Regions from separate parts of the Homo sapiens genome. Here region 1 is linked to region 2. The links are chromatin loops, found by intact Hi-C in ENCODE. Cell type or tissue: K562. All regions are shown on one strand.

Region 1 (8,000 bases), 64 kb after region 2:
GTGTGCTCTCCCATCATGCCACATGCTCTCGCATCATGCCATGTGTTCTCCCATCATGCCACAGGCTCTATCATGCCACATGCTCTCCCATCATGCTATATGCCTTCCTATCATGCTATGTGTTCACCCATTATGAGTCATGCTTTCCCATCATGCCACAGCATAGTCACTCAGGCAAGAGAAACCCATCCTGTCTTCTGCTACATTACCCTTTTCTTTATATCTTCTACACACATTTTGTGTTCAGCGACAGTATCTCTTTAGGGACTAGTGACTTGGGAGCCACTTATAATCTCAGATTGACCTTTCTGAAATATTACTCAGTGGAAATTTGAAAACAAATTGTTTCCTTTGCACTCAATGGGATTAAAATTTGAAATTCAATTGTTTTTTGTATAGTAGGTCAACAATCGAAATGGTACAAAGGCATTTGCTCTTTTCAGCTTCCACCTTTGGATATGAGGCTTTATGTGACCTGCACTTCCTTGAAAATTTATAATGGCATAAATTTTTAATGGTTTTTAAAAATCTTGACATATTATTGCTGATAGGAAAAACAAGTGTTTTTTTAATCTTTGCACCCAGAACCAAAAAAAGAGCTTGTGGTCACAGCAGGGCATGGAGATGGCACAACCTCCATATAGTTTTTCTCCTGGGACACCATGCCCTCACTTGTGAAGAAAATTTCTGTTCTTAAGTTTGAAGACATGATTGCCTTATCATGTGGGTCCTGCCCTCCTCCTCACTCCAAGTATTTAGAGGTAAAATTAGAAATGTCACATATTCAAACACTGATAAAAAAAAAAAAAAAGGAATCCTTTTTTGGAATCTATTCTGTGTCTCTGTGTAGCTATCATTGACATTATTATTCATCAAAGTAAGCTGAGTTATGCTGCAGTAACTAGACTCCTTCCCTCTGGTCTTGTGTGGCCTCTCTGACCACTTAAGGTAAAACAAGGAGAACTAAAAGACAAAGATCTTTATGGCTTCTCCTGCCACAATAGGCTCCTCATAGCAGGTCCATTTTATCCAGATCCAAAGCAGAGCACTTCCTACCTGGGAATGGAGACTTGCTCTTTGGCTCCCCTGGTGATTAGAACGTGTGACCACAGAAGTGATCACTGAAAACCCCTGCCACTGACAAGGTCCTCTGAGCCACTCTTTGAGAAAGTGAAAGCTTCTGTCTTTTCACCACTTAAAATGCTGGCCAGAAGAAAGCATTGCTTCTACAATGCATTTCAAGTATATTACTTTAAATGTGGCAGCTATATGTCCAAAGGATTTTGGAGGTTTGTAGAGAGGTAAGTCCCAAATGCCATTATTGCACATTAAAGAAAATGAAATTAGCTTAGGAGTGCAACACAGTTCAAGCCATTAAATAATTTTAAAGGCACTTAGTGCAGCATTGAGCTATATAAGTATGGGCACACTTAAACTGCTTGAGCTGTACTGAACTAACTCAGTACAGATCCTGTTTGGCAGGATCAAACTTGGAGGCTGTATTAGTCCGTTCTCATGTTGCTATGAAGGAATACCTGAGACTGGGTAATTTATAGAGATAAGAGGTTTAACTGACTCATAGTTTTGCATGGCTGGTGAGGCCTCAGGAAACTTACAATCATGGCAGAAGACACCTCTTCACAAGGCGGCAGGAGAAAGAATGAGAGCCAGCAGGGGAAATGCCAGATGCTTATAAAACCATTAGATCTCATGAGAACTCACTCACTATCAGGAGAACAGCATGGGGGAAACCACCTCCATGATTCAATTACCTCCCACAGGGTCCCTCCCATGACACACGGGGAATAGGGGATTATAATTCAAGATGAGATTTGGGTGGGGACACAAAGCCAAACCATATCAGAGGCTAATGCTAAAAACCTAGAATTGCATAGGAAGCACTCTCTTGTGAAGGACAGTTAGGACAAATGTTTAACAAGGGCAACTTCCTGGTCACTAATGCCAGGGGAAGTTATATGTGTGGCAGTCACTGCTAGCTAGGCAATATTCACCTCCCCTTCTTCCTCCCTATCAGGGAACAATATGGCCAGCTAAAAAAAAAACCGCATTTCCCAGCCTTCCCCAAAGCTAGAAGCAACCATTTGATACAGTCTTGGTCAATAACGTGTTAGCACAAATCTTCTGGGAATTTCTGAGAAAGTCTAATTTCCTGATGGAAATACTATCCTTTTCCCTCACCTCTTCCTCCTCCTTCTCCCTGTCTAGAAGGTAGTTAAAGGCTGGAAATGGAGTAGCTGCAAACTTTCAGGATAAAAAATACCACCTGCTAAGCATGGCAGAGCAGGCAGACAGGAGCCTGGCACATTGGTACCATAAGGAGTCGCTGCACCAGCCCCGGGTTGCCAACCTCTGGACTTTCTGGGGAATGGAAATAAGTCCCTATTTGGCTAAGCCACTACGGCTAGGTTTCTGCTTCATGCAGCTGGAGGCAATTCTTAACCAATATAGAGTGTCACACAGACAAAAGACTTTCCTGTCCAATCAGTTTGGGGATCAGTAGGGTATACACAGGTCCTTGTTACAGGACCTTTCTGAGCCTTTCATATCGTAGGTGCCTGATGATGCTCTTGAGAGGGGGGCAGAGTACAGTGTCTCCCAAATTCTATTGGCCATGGACACTTATTTCATGTTACATCTCTTGGGAATAATGTCCCACCAAATATACCTTAGGAAACAATGCTCCAAGTGTGCACGTGCTCATGCTCGCTCTTTCTTTTTCTTTCTCTCAACCAGGGAAACATCATGCCTTTCCAGGAGGTACAAACATAAATTCTTAGCAAATGTTGAAACATAAAAGTCTCTCAAAATTCATGTCCCCAAAGTGTCTCCCAACAATTCATATCCACCTGAAACCTGTGAATTTGTCCTTATTTAGAAACAGGATCTCTGCAGATGCAATCAAGTGAAGATGAAGTCATAGTGGATTAGGGTAGGTCCTAAATCCAATGGTCAGCATCCTTATAAGGAATGGGAAGATTTAGTCATCAAAGTCATAGAGAAGACACACACACACAGAGGAAAGACCATGTGATGACAGAGGTAGAGACTGGATTGATGTAGCTGCAAGCCAAGGAATGCCAAGAATTACTGCCACCCTCCAAAGGTAGGAAGAAACAGGGAAGGAGTACCCTAGAGCCTTCAGAGGGAGCACGGCCTTGTCAGCAGTTTGATTTCAGACCTCTAGCCTTCAGAATTGAGAGAGAATACATTTCAGTTATGTCAAGCCATCTCCATTTAAGGAGATCTCCATTTAAGCCATCTCCATGTAAAGGCAGCCCTGGGAAATTAATATACTCTGTAGCATTATAACCATGTCTAAATTACTATAATTTTTTCCTGTGTCCAGGAATGAGAATTAAGGGCCAACACTGAGACCTGGCCATGTAGAGAAACTGCCTCCCCACACCCTAGCTCCTCTACCATATTTTACATTCTTATAAAAAATTGATATGCTTCCTGTCACGTTTCCTTGAAATCAAATAGCATCTTGAAAACTCTGACTTTAAAAATGGGAGACGCTGACATTTGAATATAAATGCCCTAAAGAAAAACTTTTCAGGAGCCTTGAATTTGCCATTAATTAATCTGCCTCACCTTGGATCAGTGCCTTATCTTTTCTCAGCTTCATGTGTCTGATTTCTATAATGAAGAGGTTGGACTGGAAGATCTGTTTGATCCCTTCCACTTTGACACTCTGGAATTCCAGAGGGAATGTTTCAGTATATAACAGTTGACGCTTGTTACTCAGAAACCTAAAGATGGGCAGGGCTGGTTGGGATGAGGTCGGAGCAGCAGGCCCTTACTAATGCTTAGGGTACCTTGTTAGCTTTTCTGAGTCCACTTATATAGAAAAATCTTACTTCCTAGGATGTCTCTTTGAACTAAACTAGAAAAAGGAATACAGTGTTACGTTTGGTGTTATGTTTGCCTTAGCATATTAAAAGTCCTAAGAGAGAGATTCTTTTGGAGGGTTGTGATAGAAACTACTAGGACAAAAATGAATGTATCTCCCTTTCCCATTCTTAAAAGAAACTTACACTCCTAAAACTAGGTTAATTATTCACATTACAAAAGATGTCTTTACTTTATTAAAAAGCTTACTAAAGATTTCCTTTACAATAAACGGCATAAGAAAGTAGTTGCTTAACTGCTCTTCTCCAATCGAAACAACTCGATTCTTTTAGACTTTGGTCATATGAGCTTGTTTCCATCTACTTGACTATTTAGGTTGTTTTATCCAGAGCACCAATCATTTATCATCATACACTGTAACTGTGATAACCAGCACAGAGAACAATATTCTCAAAATCAATCAAGATAAAGGAAACTTAAGAAAAGGAACACATCTTGGAGCTTGAAGTCATTCTCTCAAGATATCTCCCCAGTTCCAGAAAATGCAAGGATATGATGGGAAATACAAGAGTCGCCGCTTTTCACAAGGGCACACAAGACACAATGTTTCAGCAAAGCACATCAAGACATTGTAATTATCAAACATAAACATTTTTAGTGCCTTAAATGCATATAGCCTTTGTCAAAAATGGTTTCAAGCCAAAGACACTACAAATTCTGTAACACACACGCGCTTTGGACATTTGCCAATGGACATTTGCAATGTCATTGGTGCCTAACAAGGACACAGAAACCCTAATTCTCTAAGCATATCAATGGCATTATTGAGTATTATATTCATAACAAGGGAGAAAAATAAACCAAGAGAATAAATTGGGTTTTTTTAGGTCATTAACTGCAGGTCTATGTAGGGTTACCTAGTTATAAGTTATAAAGTTTATTCATGTATTCCATCTGCAAATAATTATTTATTGCCTTTTATGTGTCCACTTTTCTTATCCAAGAAATGAGAATAATAATACCACCTACCTCACAGGGTTATTGTGATGATTAGACTTTAAATACTTATAAATATAAATATATGTCATTAACACAGCCTGACATGCAGGAAGTACTGAATAAATATCAGCTACTACTATTATAATGGAGCCAAGTAGAAAGATTTGGGATATGTTTTGGAGGACTGAGCCAGCAGAATTTGCTGATAGACTGGATGAAAAAGTGAAGGAAAGAGAAACCAAGGACAACTCCAAAATCTTTGGCTTGTGCAACTGGGATGATGACACAAGGAAAATGCAGAGAGAAATGGGTTTGAGTAAAGAAATCAAGAGCTCTAAGAGGGTCATTTAGGGTTGGTCTGAGACGCCTGTAAGACATGCATGTAGAAATGTCAGGGAAGCAGTTGGATATACAGGTTTTCAGCCTCACTACCCAAAGTAAGATCCGGAGACCAGCAACATCAGCATCGCTGGGAGCTTATTGGAAATGCAAACTCTCAGGCCCCACTCCAGACAAATGAGACTGGAATCTACATTTTAACAGGATCCCCAGGTGATCAGTGTGTACAGTAAAGTTCCAGAAGCAATGAAGTAGAGTTCTGGGGAGATAGGAACTTTGGATTCATCAGCACAAAAATGAAGTCTAAAGCCAAGGCCCAAAAGAGTTCACCAGAAAGAGTGTATAAGGAAGACAAAGTGGTGCAGGGCAAAGCTCTCTCACACTTAGAGGTCTGGTGGAGGAAAAGGAACTGCACAGAAGAAAAGGAGGAACAGCAAGTGAGGTAAGGGAAAACCAGAAAAGGGCAGTATTCCAGGCCAGATAATCCAAATGTTTCAAGAAGTGGTCAACAGTGTTGAGTGCTGCTGACAGGTCAAGTAAGATAAGAACAGAGAAGAGGCCATTAGATTTGGCAATATGGAGGTCATCTTCAATGATCTTGACAAGAATAGCCTCAGTGCCATAAAAGAGGACAAGTATAAACAGTGGGGAACAGGAAGAGATACAGAGCAAAGGCAACTCTTTCAAGGAGAACATAAAGGGAGAAATGGGAGGAGGGGGGAAGGAAGAAAGAGGTTGATGATGCAGAAAAGAGAAAAGCCAATTGCCATGGTGGTGTTTTTGAGATGGTGAGAGGGAAAAGGTCCCAGAGCCCAGAAGAAAAGATGGCCTCTGATAGAAGCAGGGGCCACTCAACCCAGAGCAGCATGTCAGGGATGTGTGTCAGGGGTTGGGGGGTGGGAAGACAGGAGAGCTCCGGGATCACTGTTTCTGTTTCTCAATGAAGCTGGAGGCACCCAGAAAGGTGGGTGGGGTGGAGAGGAAAGGAAATTTGGAGAAAAGAGGAGTGAATTCGTCATTCTGGAAAGTGATAAAGTAAATGCCTTAGAACTGCCAGGTAGCACAGGATGCTTTTTTGAGATTTTCAGCCATGCATCTGAAAAAGCCTACGCTCTCCCATAACATGCTTCATTCCTCCAAAATGTCCTCATGTTCTAATGCATAGAGGCATAAATCACAAGAAAGTGCATCTTCTCCATCAATTCTCATTATTCCTGTAAGCATTTTATTACATTAAAGGTCACCGTCAGCAGAACAAGGCTAGACAAGGGCGTCATCACAGAGCCACAGCAAGATGATGATACAAAAAGACAGAAGCCTTCTATCCCCTCCATGAGATTTATGGCTGAGGGGTGAGGCAGGAATTAATGACATGAAAACACAAGATGCCTCAAGGGAGGGAGTTCCTACAATTCACAAGAACTGCTAGGAGATCCCTCCTGAGACAAGTGCTTTGGTAAACAACACCAAGTACTGTTAATTGCCTTTAACTGAGTTTTGAACAAGCCCAAAGTCAATAATGCCTCCTTGGTTACCTTCCTTCCTGCTTGGAAACCAATCGAATTGAACAATCACATAATTCTTCGCAGCACTTCCAAATTCAGCTACATAAAGCCCACTTCTGTGATCCACAAACGAAGAAGCTAAAATGTGGCTCTCCCACAGGACACTATTGCCCCACAGCACTCTCTTCCACATCCCAGGTACTCAGGGCCTGGGTGCACATCTCCTCCAGCCCTATAGTCACCTCTATCTATTTCCACTCCTTCAAAACCCCATCACCTTGGAAGCACAGTCTTCCAACTTGACTTCCTGTCACTCCTCCTTGTTACTCTCCTCTACTGCCCAGCCACTCCTCTCATTCTCCGAGGACTCCAGCTCCTGGCTAACCATCTTCCCCTCCACCACTCTCCTTACTCATTCCTGCCGACGTTGACATCTACATGGTGATCCACCCGACACCCACCATCACATCTTCGTGGCCTCCAATGCCACTTATCTCTCCTTCCACCCCAGCCTCAGTCACCCTCTCCCGTGGTCATACCCTAGATCTTGCTGCTACCAAGATCACCACTTTCAATGTGTGGATGTCAACATCCTACTCTGACCATCCCCTTCCAGCCCAGCTCTGGCACCCCACCTCCTAGCAATTCTCCAACATCTCTGATACCTGCTAATCACCTTTTAATTATCTATCTCCAACTCTACTTTTCCCATCTCTTCTCATGTAGCTTAAATTATCCAACTGGATAACCATTCCCTTGCAAAACACCTCTAACTCCTCTGCCCTCTCACCCACCACTGTTTCTACCTCACAGAGTCCCACCCTTAGTTAAACCCTATGTGACCTTGCCCCTGCCTGCATCTGGGCCATTGACCCTTGCACAAAACTCTGTGGACTGGACTCACTTCAAATTACCCTCTACACCTTTCAGATGATTTCTTAACATTGCCAAGCAACCTGCCCTTCTCTCGAAGTACAGACTCTTCAACAGGATCATTTCCCACCTTCTCATCTCAAATCTCCCTGACTCCCTCTTCGCTCCACTCTCGGCCAATGATGTGGCCTCAAATAGCATAATGAAAATGCCTGCAATCAGCCAGCACTAGCTTATCCTCTGATCCGTCTCACGAACCCACCTGCAACAGCTCACTGCTGCCTCCCAAAAGAGCCTTCCCTGACCACTCTGGCTAAAGCAGCCTCCTCCCTCAGGTTAAAATGAGTTTATCTTCTGCATAATGGGTATCAATGCTTGAACCTGTTTGTTTTTATGCTTAGTGTCTGTCTC
Region 2 (8,000 bases):
TGGACTGGCCTGGAAGGGCAATGGCAGGAGACTCACCAGGTTGTCCAGCATCCTCATGAGGGCCTCAAACTCATGCTCCCCCAGCCGACTCTTCTGCATAGGCCCAAAGGTGCTCCCGGCCCACTGCACGGAGCCCACCTCATGGGGCCGGTGCTTCTCCTGCTCCAGGAGGATGAGGTTCTCCACTCCCCCGGCACTGGACAGAGCCGACACCTGTAGCAAAGAGCAGAGAGCCCTCAGCCCATGTGCACATGGGTACCCTGCACTTATCTATGCTCCTGTATGTGATGAGAGAATGGGGAGTCCAGAGGAGAACTTAGAGGCCAAACTGAGAAAGAGCCACCCATACTTGATGGGCATGCCCCCATTTCCAAGAAAAGAGCTATTAGTTTATTTTCTGATGCCAGTTCTTAGAGATTATAAAGAAGGAAACAGCAAGCATTAAACCTTAAGAATCAAAACAGAGGACTGAAAGTTACCTGGGATACAGACTAACCTAGAATTGTGATTGTATCTGGGGAGGGAGGGAAGATGAGACAGGAAAGGACTTCAAAGCGGACTTCAGTTCTTGTTTGTAATATTTTGTTCTTCAAGATTTGAAGCCAGAGGTTATGAATATGTTTGATCTGATTGGTAGGTATGGGTGTCTATTATGTTAGTCTCTGCACTTTTCTGTATGTTTGAAATATCTCCTATTTTTTTTTATTTTTATTTTGAGACAGTGTCTCTGTTGCCCAGGCTGGAGGGCAGTGGCACAATCTCGGATCACTGCAGCCTTAACCTCCCAGGCTTCAGCTATCCTCCCACCTCAGCCTCCTGAGTAGCTGGGACTACAGATGTGCACTACCACATTCAGCAAATTTTTGTATTTTTTGTAGAGATGGGAGTCCTGCCATGTTGGCCAGGCTGGTCTCGAACCCCTGGGCTCAAGCAATCTACCTGCCTTGGCCTCCCAATGTGCTGGGATTACAGGCATGAACCACCATTGCTGACCTCTCCTATATTTTTTTAAAAGTCACTTGAAAGAAATAGGCTGGCTCCCAAGCCAATGAAATTTATTTGTAACCTCATGGGATGAATTCACAGGTCCAAAGGAAAAATACATTCTCCACAATGGGGTTAGTCAGTCAAGGAAGCCCAGAGAAAGGAGACAGATAAAATGCTTGTAGTGTACAGCCAAGCACTGTGCAGGGGTGAGAGTTCCCACACATGGACTTAGAGTGTCTGTCTCATTGTCAAGGCTCCATGGGGAGGGCAATGCAGGTGGTTGTAGGCAATGGACTCTGAGTATTAGGACAAGAGGTGTGTGTATATAGCAGGCAATTTTGGAATGATCCTAAAAAACACTCATTAATCTAACAAATCCCCTTTTTTTTAAATTCTGTGCTTATCTAATGGTACATTCTATTTACCCTCATGTATCTACCACTCAGATATAATTGGTTAGGGTTTGGCTTCCTGGATGACAAATCTAGCTACATAAAGAGACAATGGCTTATGAATAGTCCAGGTGGTGAGCCAGGTGTTCTGCACTGCACATTATTATATTAGCATTCCAATAAGATATGATATCCCATGTTAGCCTGCTTGTTATGGGAAACTGCTTTAATTATGCAAACTTTCAGTATTTTTGTGACAGTTATTTTTTACTGGAAATGAAAAAATCCAATTTAACCTGCTGACAAATGCAGGTCTATGAACCCAAGAGGATCAGGGACAGACCTTAGAGTATGTTAAATTCATCATTTAACAAATGCCCCTGTGATACTTCTCTGAGGTCAGCCAGGCAGCCCTCCCAGGTGACCCCCGTCACCCTATGAAGAGAAGGAAGCAAGAATATTATCTACGCCCTTCTCGTCCAAGCCATGTGTCTAGCAGAAGATAAACAGACTTCTCCCACTGCCCCTCACAGTCCTGGTGAGGCAGCGCTTCTCCAGGTAGTGTTTAAGGGCACAGACCTGGGCACCAGGCTGCCCAGGTTTGAATCCTGGCTCTGCCACTTACCAACTGTGTGACTTTTAGTAGCTATTTACCATCTGTGTACCTCAGTTTCCTCTAAAATGAAAATAGCAGAACCTACCTTGTGAGAAGTCTTTAAGGTAATAGATCTAAAGCACTTAGTGTATCACCTGGTACATATGGGGTGAAGTATAATGTTCTAATGAATGAATTTTGAGAAGCGCTATTCCCTGGGGACCCATACTTAATGGAGAAGAAGAGAGGGAGAGACTGCCCACAACCTTGCAAGAGCTGCCTCCTCCCACCTCCCTCTTCCTCCCCCAGTTTCCATGGTGATGGGTAGCAGATGGAGAAGAACTGCTTGAGCTTCTTCCCATCTGCCTGTCGGCAGAGCAGGGAGCTGCCTCTCTCAGCAGGGGATGACCCAGTTTCCTGGAACCCCAAATTGATGGGGATCAGAGAGAACACCATCCCCAGGAGAAATAAATAGGCTCTCAGCCTTGAACTACTAACATGACCACAGCCACGTTCGCTTGTTTGCCAAGGTCACCAAGGAAGAAAACTTGGCCCACAATGGAAACAGAGCTTCAGTGCTGGCCGCTTCACCCAAAAATGACCTGGCTAGGGCTGCGCTCCCAGCGGCACCTGCAGTCACTGTTACCTAGGCTCTTTCATGCCCTGATCCACCCACACCTCCTCTAGGCTTTCCTGCTTTTTTCTTCCACATCTTCCAGCTCTATTCCCGTCTCTAGAAGCCTCTCTGCTCTACCAGCTGGGGGAAAAAAAGGTCACTGGAGCTTGCCCGGGGTTATCTGTCTGCATTGCCTGAGGTCCTGTAACAAGGTCTCAGCAAACCAATCCTGAAACGAAAGTGATAGCAGCTGAGGGAAGGGGGCTGTCAGGTACAGAAGCCCACAGCTCTGCCCTTGAAACTGCCCAGAAACTGTTTCTGGGGTTCTGGATCCTGGGAGAGGCATACTTCACCATGTGGGGTGGTGCGACACATGGGCATCCCTCTCCCTTCATTTTTAGGGCTGAGCTGTCTTTGCAGAGATGATGTTTTTACAGGAGATATTTTCTTATTGAAGAATCTTCTCCAGAAGGAAGATAGGGAGCTCTTAAGAGTTCAGATGTGGGAAAGGGAGAGTAGCTTCCCGGTATCCCAGAGGCTCCACCAGATTCTTCCACCAGTCAGTGGTCAGAGCTTAGGGCCAGAATCTTTGGTTGGGCAGCAGCCGGAGGCGCTACATCACATCAGAAAGGCACCAGCTGGGTCTGTGTCCACCTGCCCCTGTTCTGACCACTGCCTCTAATACTTCATCATTATCTTCACAGCTATCCTCACCACATATCCTTTTAAAACGATTGAAAAGGTCCCACTGCAGAGCCTCCACCAGCGACACTTCCAGGCAGATCTCAATCTCCCCAGAGTGCCTCCAAGAGAAAGACCTCTTCCTCTGGGTGCTGCTCTGCCTAGGCCAGCCAGGAGAGGGCGGACGGGACACCAAGGGGCTGGGCAAAGAGCTGACTCATCCAGGAGCAACGGGCCTCCATATGTCAGTTGAGTCCTAAAAATAGCATCAGCAACACCCCTCTTTGTGTCCTCACAGTGACCCGCTGGGCCCCACGTCTACAGTTGAGGAGACAGAGGCTCAAGCAGGGCAAGTCCTCTACCCAAGGGCACACAGCCCAGAGTGGGGAGGATGGAGCCTGGTCAGCCTGGTCTGGTTAATAAGGTCTTTTCAGGGTTGTGCAAGGCCCCCTACCTGCCCCTGACCAACTTGCCACATTGAAAAGTGTGTGCTTGGCTTATCCAACACCACCTTGTTGTCTATACAACTACAGGTTTGTCTGTTTTCCTACTGCTTCTCCAACTCCTCTAGGGGGTTCCCTGATCACTGACACTACTGTCTTCTCCATCCCTTCCCGGTTAGGGATTTCATGATGGCTTCCTGGATATCACTTGGGGTTGCTCTGGCTGTTAAGGCTGCCACGTCAACACTCTGATTGGTCTGCTTTCCGCTTCTTTTTCTGGACGTGACCATGTCCCTGGCCTTTGCAAACCAACCCCCTCCCCTCAAAACAAACAAACAAACAAACAAACAAACAAACAAACAAACACCTACCTGTGTGTCTGTTGGGCATAGGTGCAACAGGTATACCCCACGTAACATATGAGCATGGTAAAAAATTTCTTTGCCTTATTACAATTTCTCCCACTGTCCAGTTGATGAGCCCAGGCAGCTCCCCAGACTGGGCACTGACCCCTAAGAAGTGGGTATTTATTGCTTGTTAGACAATGTTGATGCATTTTTCAAAGCCACAGAACTAATCCTAAGTGTGAAACTTTAGAAGGATAAGATGGTGCCAAGGCAGAGAAATAGGGCAAGGCTTTTAGATGGCTGGGATCAAAAGACTCCCTGAATCACAGCCAACAGGGTCACCACGTTTGCCCACAGGCCCCTGTCAGAGCCCACTCCTGGGCCCACTTTCCAGGAGAATTTGCTCACCTGTATCTCACATGCAGCCTGCAGGTGGAAGATCTTGTAAAATGCCTCCTCTACCGTGTCACCCAGAGCAACCACTCCATGGTTTCTTAGCACCAGGATCTGTAGAGAAATAAATAGTCAATTAAAACCTTAAGTCCTCTAAACTTTAGTTAAGAGGGAGAGGTTTTCCATTTTATTTAGATCAACTTCCACAACCAATCCCAGGGCCCCTTCTCCCAACTCCTTATGTTCTCTAATCAAATACCCCAAAGCTACCCCACATGGGATTTTAACTCAAAGCATCTACCCTAAGAAATTGAAAAGACATTTTAAAACTGGGACTAAATAGCTTGATCAATTTCTTTAGGCAACGCCTGGGTTTTTATGCATTTTAAAAATTGAAATTGAAAAGGCATTTTAAAACTGAGACTAAATAGCTTGGTCAATTTCTTTAGGCAATGCCTGGGTTTTTAGGCCTTGGAAAGCTTAGAAGCTTGAAAAACTGCTGTGTATATTAAAGTGAATGAAGTTGTTTGCTATCCAATACAGAGTTCCCACCTCAATAGCAATCTCTTGCTCCTGTGACTTAGTTGACGTGGGAGTCAAAACCCAGGGGGCGGCTCTCTGAGAGGTGGCCCTACAGAAACAGGTGAGTCACGTCACCTCTTTGGGTCTTAGGTTTCTGCACCATAAACTCAACAAGGCCCTGTCAGCTCTGAGATCTCACAGCTCTAGAAAGAGGCCACAGTGACCTTCTCATCTAACTCATCGGTTTTATAGAAAAGAAAATAAAAGCCTGAAAAGACTAAAAGTCTCAGCCGTGGTGGGTCACGCCTGTAATCCCAGCACTTTGGGAGGCTAAGGTGGGCAGATCACTTGAGGTCAGGAGTTCGAGACCAGCCTGGCCAACATGGTGAAACCCCGTCTCTACTAAAAATACAAAAATTAAAAAATTAGCTGGGTGTGATGGGGCCTGCCTGTAGTCCCAGCTACTCGGGAGGGTGAGGTGGGAGGATCACTTGAACCTGGGGGCTGCAGTGAGCTGAGATCGCACCATTGTACCCCAGTCGGTGACAGAGCAAGACTCCGTCTCAAAAAAAAACCAAAAACGGAAAGTCTCTCAGCTAATTAGGGGAAGCATCTGAACTAGAAGCCAGGGGTTCTCACTATTAGTGCAATGTTTTAGACTCAGTCAGGGAAAGCTGAGTAAAAGTGGGGGAACCCAAACTGAATTTGTACCAAGAGCACAACTCCCCAAAGTTCAACTGCATCTTCCCTCTGAAACTTTTCTTCGTTGGTTTTACTCTCAAGAACTCTCTGGAACCAGATGACACCAGCCTGGGAGCTGGGACACAGATCCATGTGTCAGATCTGTCTCCAGGCAGAGCCTGGGCTGAAGCCTGATGGCTCTAAACATCACATCCTCTCCTGTTGAAAACAGCTGGTATTTTTTCCTCTCAAGTGCCAGAGAAACAGAAAGAGACGATGGCTGTGGCCCACAAAAAGTACTACAAACAATGAATACCCCATCTCTCAAATTCTTGTAGCACTTCGTAGATGTGAATATTTCATCCCTCTCCCCACACTCTAAATAATGTTCTGGAGGATGTCAGGAGAGAGAGGTGGGATACCTCACTGTGTTAGAGATGAGAAGACAGGGACTCATGGGAAATGATTCAGGCAGTGCATTCCTTGCCAGGACAGCGGCAAAGCATCCATCAACCAAGACTAGCCTCCGTGGCTGTGCCATACTGAGCTAACCATCCCCAAATATGTGCTGTTATAAAACAGGGCTCAAGAGTTCAGTCAAGCAACAACAAGATTCCATTTTTCTCTTGCAAGCTAGTGGAAAAATAAAGGCGACAACACTCAAGTTTGGGGAGACTGCAGGGAAGTGGCACTCTCATATCCTAGACATGGGGTGGAAGAGTGAACAAACCGTGTGGGGCAATTTGGCGGCATGAAGTGAGAGTTCTAGCCCGTGCAGCCCTAGGAACTTATCCTAAGAAACTCATCTCAAGTTCACACAAAGATTTAGCTGACAGGATTTTCATCAATGTGTTGTTTTTATTAAGAAAAAACTCAGGAAGAAAAAAAAAATTTTTTTTTTTTGAGACAGGGTCTAACTCTGTTGCCCAGGCTGGAGTATAGCAATGTGATCACAGCTCACTGCAGCCTTCACCTTCTGGAGTCAATCGATCCTCCCACCTCAGCCTCCTGAGTAGCTGGGACCACAGGTGCATACCACCAAGCTTCACTAATTTTTGTATTTTTTGTAGAGACAGGGTTTGGCCATGTTGCCCAGGCTGGTCTTGAACTCCTGGGCTCAAGTGCTCCACCCACCTTGGCCTCCCAAAGTGTTGGGATTACGGGCATGAGCCCTGCACCCAGCTGAAAAATACCTTTTAATGTTCAACCACAGAAGAGTATTCAGGTAAATTATAGCACAACTATTCCCATAATGAAGTCTGTGAATAGTTGTGCTATAATTTAATTAAATTTAATAATTAAAAATGGTGATAGAGAAAATATTTAATAACATACAAAGGTAATTACTATATATTGCTGAGGGAAAACAACTTATTTTATGATCCTAGTTTTGCAAATATAAATTTCAATATATTTGGGGTACACAGCAAAATCTCAGGGTAGTGGGATAGAGATCTTTCTTTTTTTTCCCCCCTCTCTCCCTCCCTTATTGTCCAATGAACATATGTCACTTTTGTGATGTTGGCTTTTGACAATGCCACTCTAGATTATTGTCCCAGAAGAGCTAAGCTAACCTTGCAGGTGGGTCCAAGGCACTTCTGCAGGTTGATCCGATCGGCTTCCTGCTCCATTTCCCCATTGAAGTCATAATAGGCCATGTCCCCCACCAGCAGGGCATTGTGGGAGACAGGCAGGAGGCCCCACTTCATGGCCGACACCTTAGAGAGACAATGGCATGGTTAGCACCTGCAGCCCTCCCTGCCCTTTCCTCAGAGCAGCACAGTCCAGCTCTACTCTGGGGGCCAGTGAGGGGTGAGGGGTGAGGAGTGAGGGGTGAGGTTGGGGAGCAGGCACAAGAAAGGCCTGGGCTCCTCTACCACCTGGCTTGGGCGTTGTGTCACGCTGCTTGCTCTAGTGTCTTTCCATCACTGTTTTCACAGCAGCCATGTCAACATATCACCTTTTAGAACTGCTAGAAAGAATGCACTCCAGAGACCTATTGCTGCCCCTCCCACTCCCCCCACCTCACACACAGCTTTGCTCTTGTCATACAACTCTGGGAAGAGGCAGGCTGTGGTGGAGTTTGTACGAGGCTAGGGTAAGCAGAGTCCAGATCTCTTGGGGTAGGCTGGAGACCCTCAGCTTTGGTTTCAGTGCAGACTAGGTCACAATTTTTAACAAACAGAGAGGCCCATTGAAAAGTCCCATTTTAAAATGAATGAAATTATTTGCTGCCCAGTATAAAGGTCCCACTTCAAAAGCAATCTCTTGCCCCTGGAACTAGGACAATACAAGTGCTGGGGACCAGGGTTGAAACACATTCCCCCACCACTTATTAAAAGT

Evidence for each region. Peaks named below come from ENCODE experiments on the same cell type or tissue, not always from the same donor. Only the 100,000 strongest peaks of a DNase experiment are listed, where the experiment ranks them.
Region 1: it touches region 2 in a loop (2.3-fold over the local background); 4 of 110 quality-filtered maps call a loop at or near these places.

The regions. Positions count from the first base shown.
Region 1 is chr2:70,747,495-70,755,494 of GRCh38, forward strand. The region is part of intron 1 of ADD2 (adducin 2); the gene reads right to left. Among named protein-coding and RNA genes, the nearest start is that of ADD2, 17 kb to the right of the region's middle. In K562, a CTCF peak has its summit at 1,064; DNase peaks (open chromatin) are centred at 1,091 and 4,647.
Region 2 is chr2:70,683,555-70,691,554 of GRCh38, forward strand. ADD2 (adducin 2) reads right to left here. Exons shown (of 16, transcript NM_001617.4): 8 at 7,232-7,375; 9 at 4,470-4,568; 10 at 37-213. Among named protein-coding and RNA genes, the nearest start is that of ADD2, 81 kb to the right of the region's middle. In K562, a CTCF peak has its summit at 3,441 (motif pointing right); DNase peaks (open chromatin) are centred at 1,827, 2,297 and 3,477.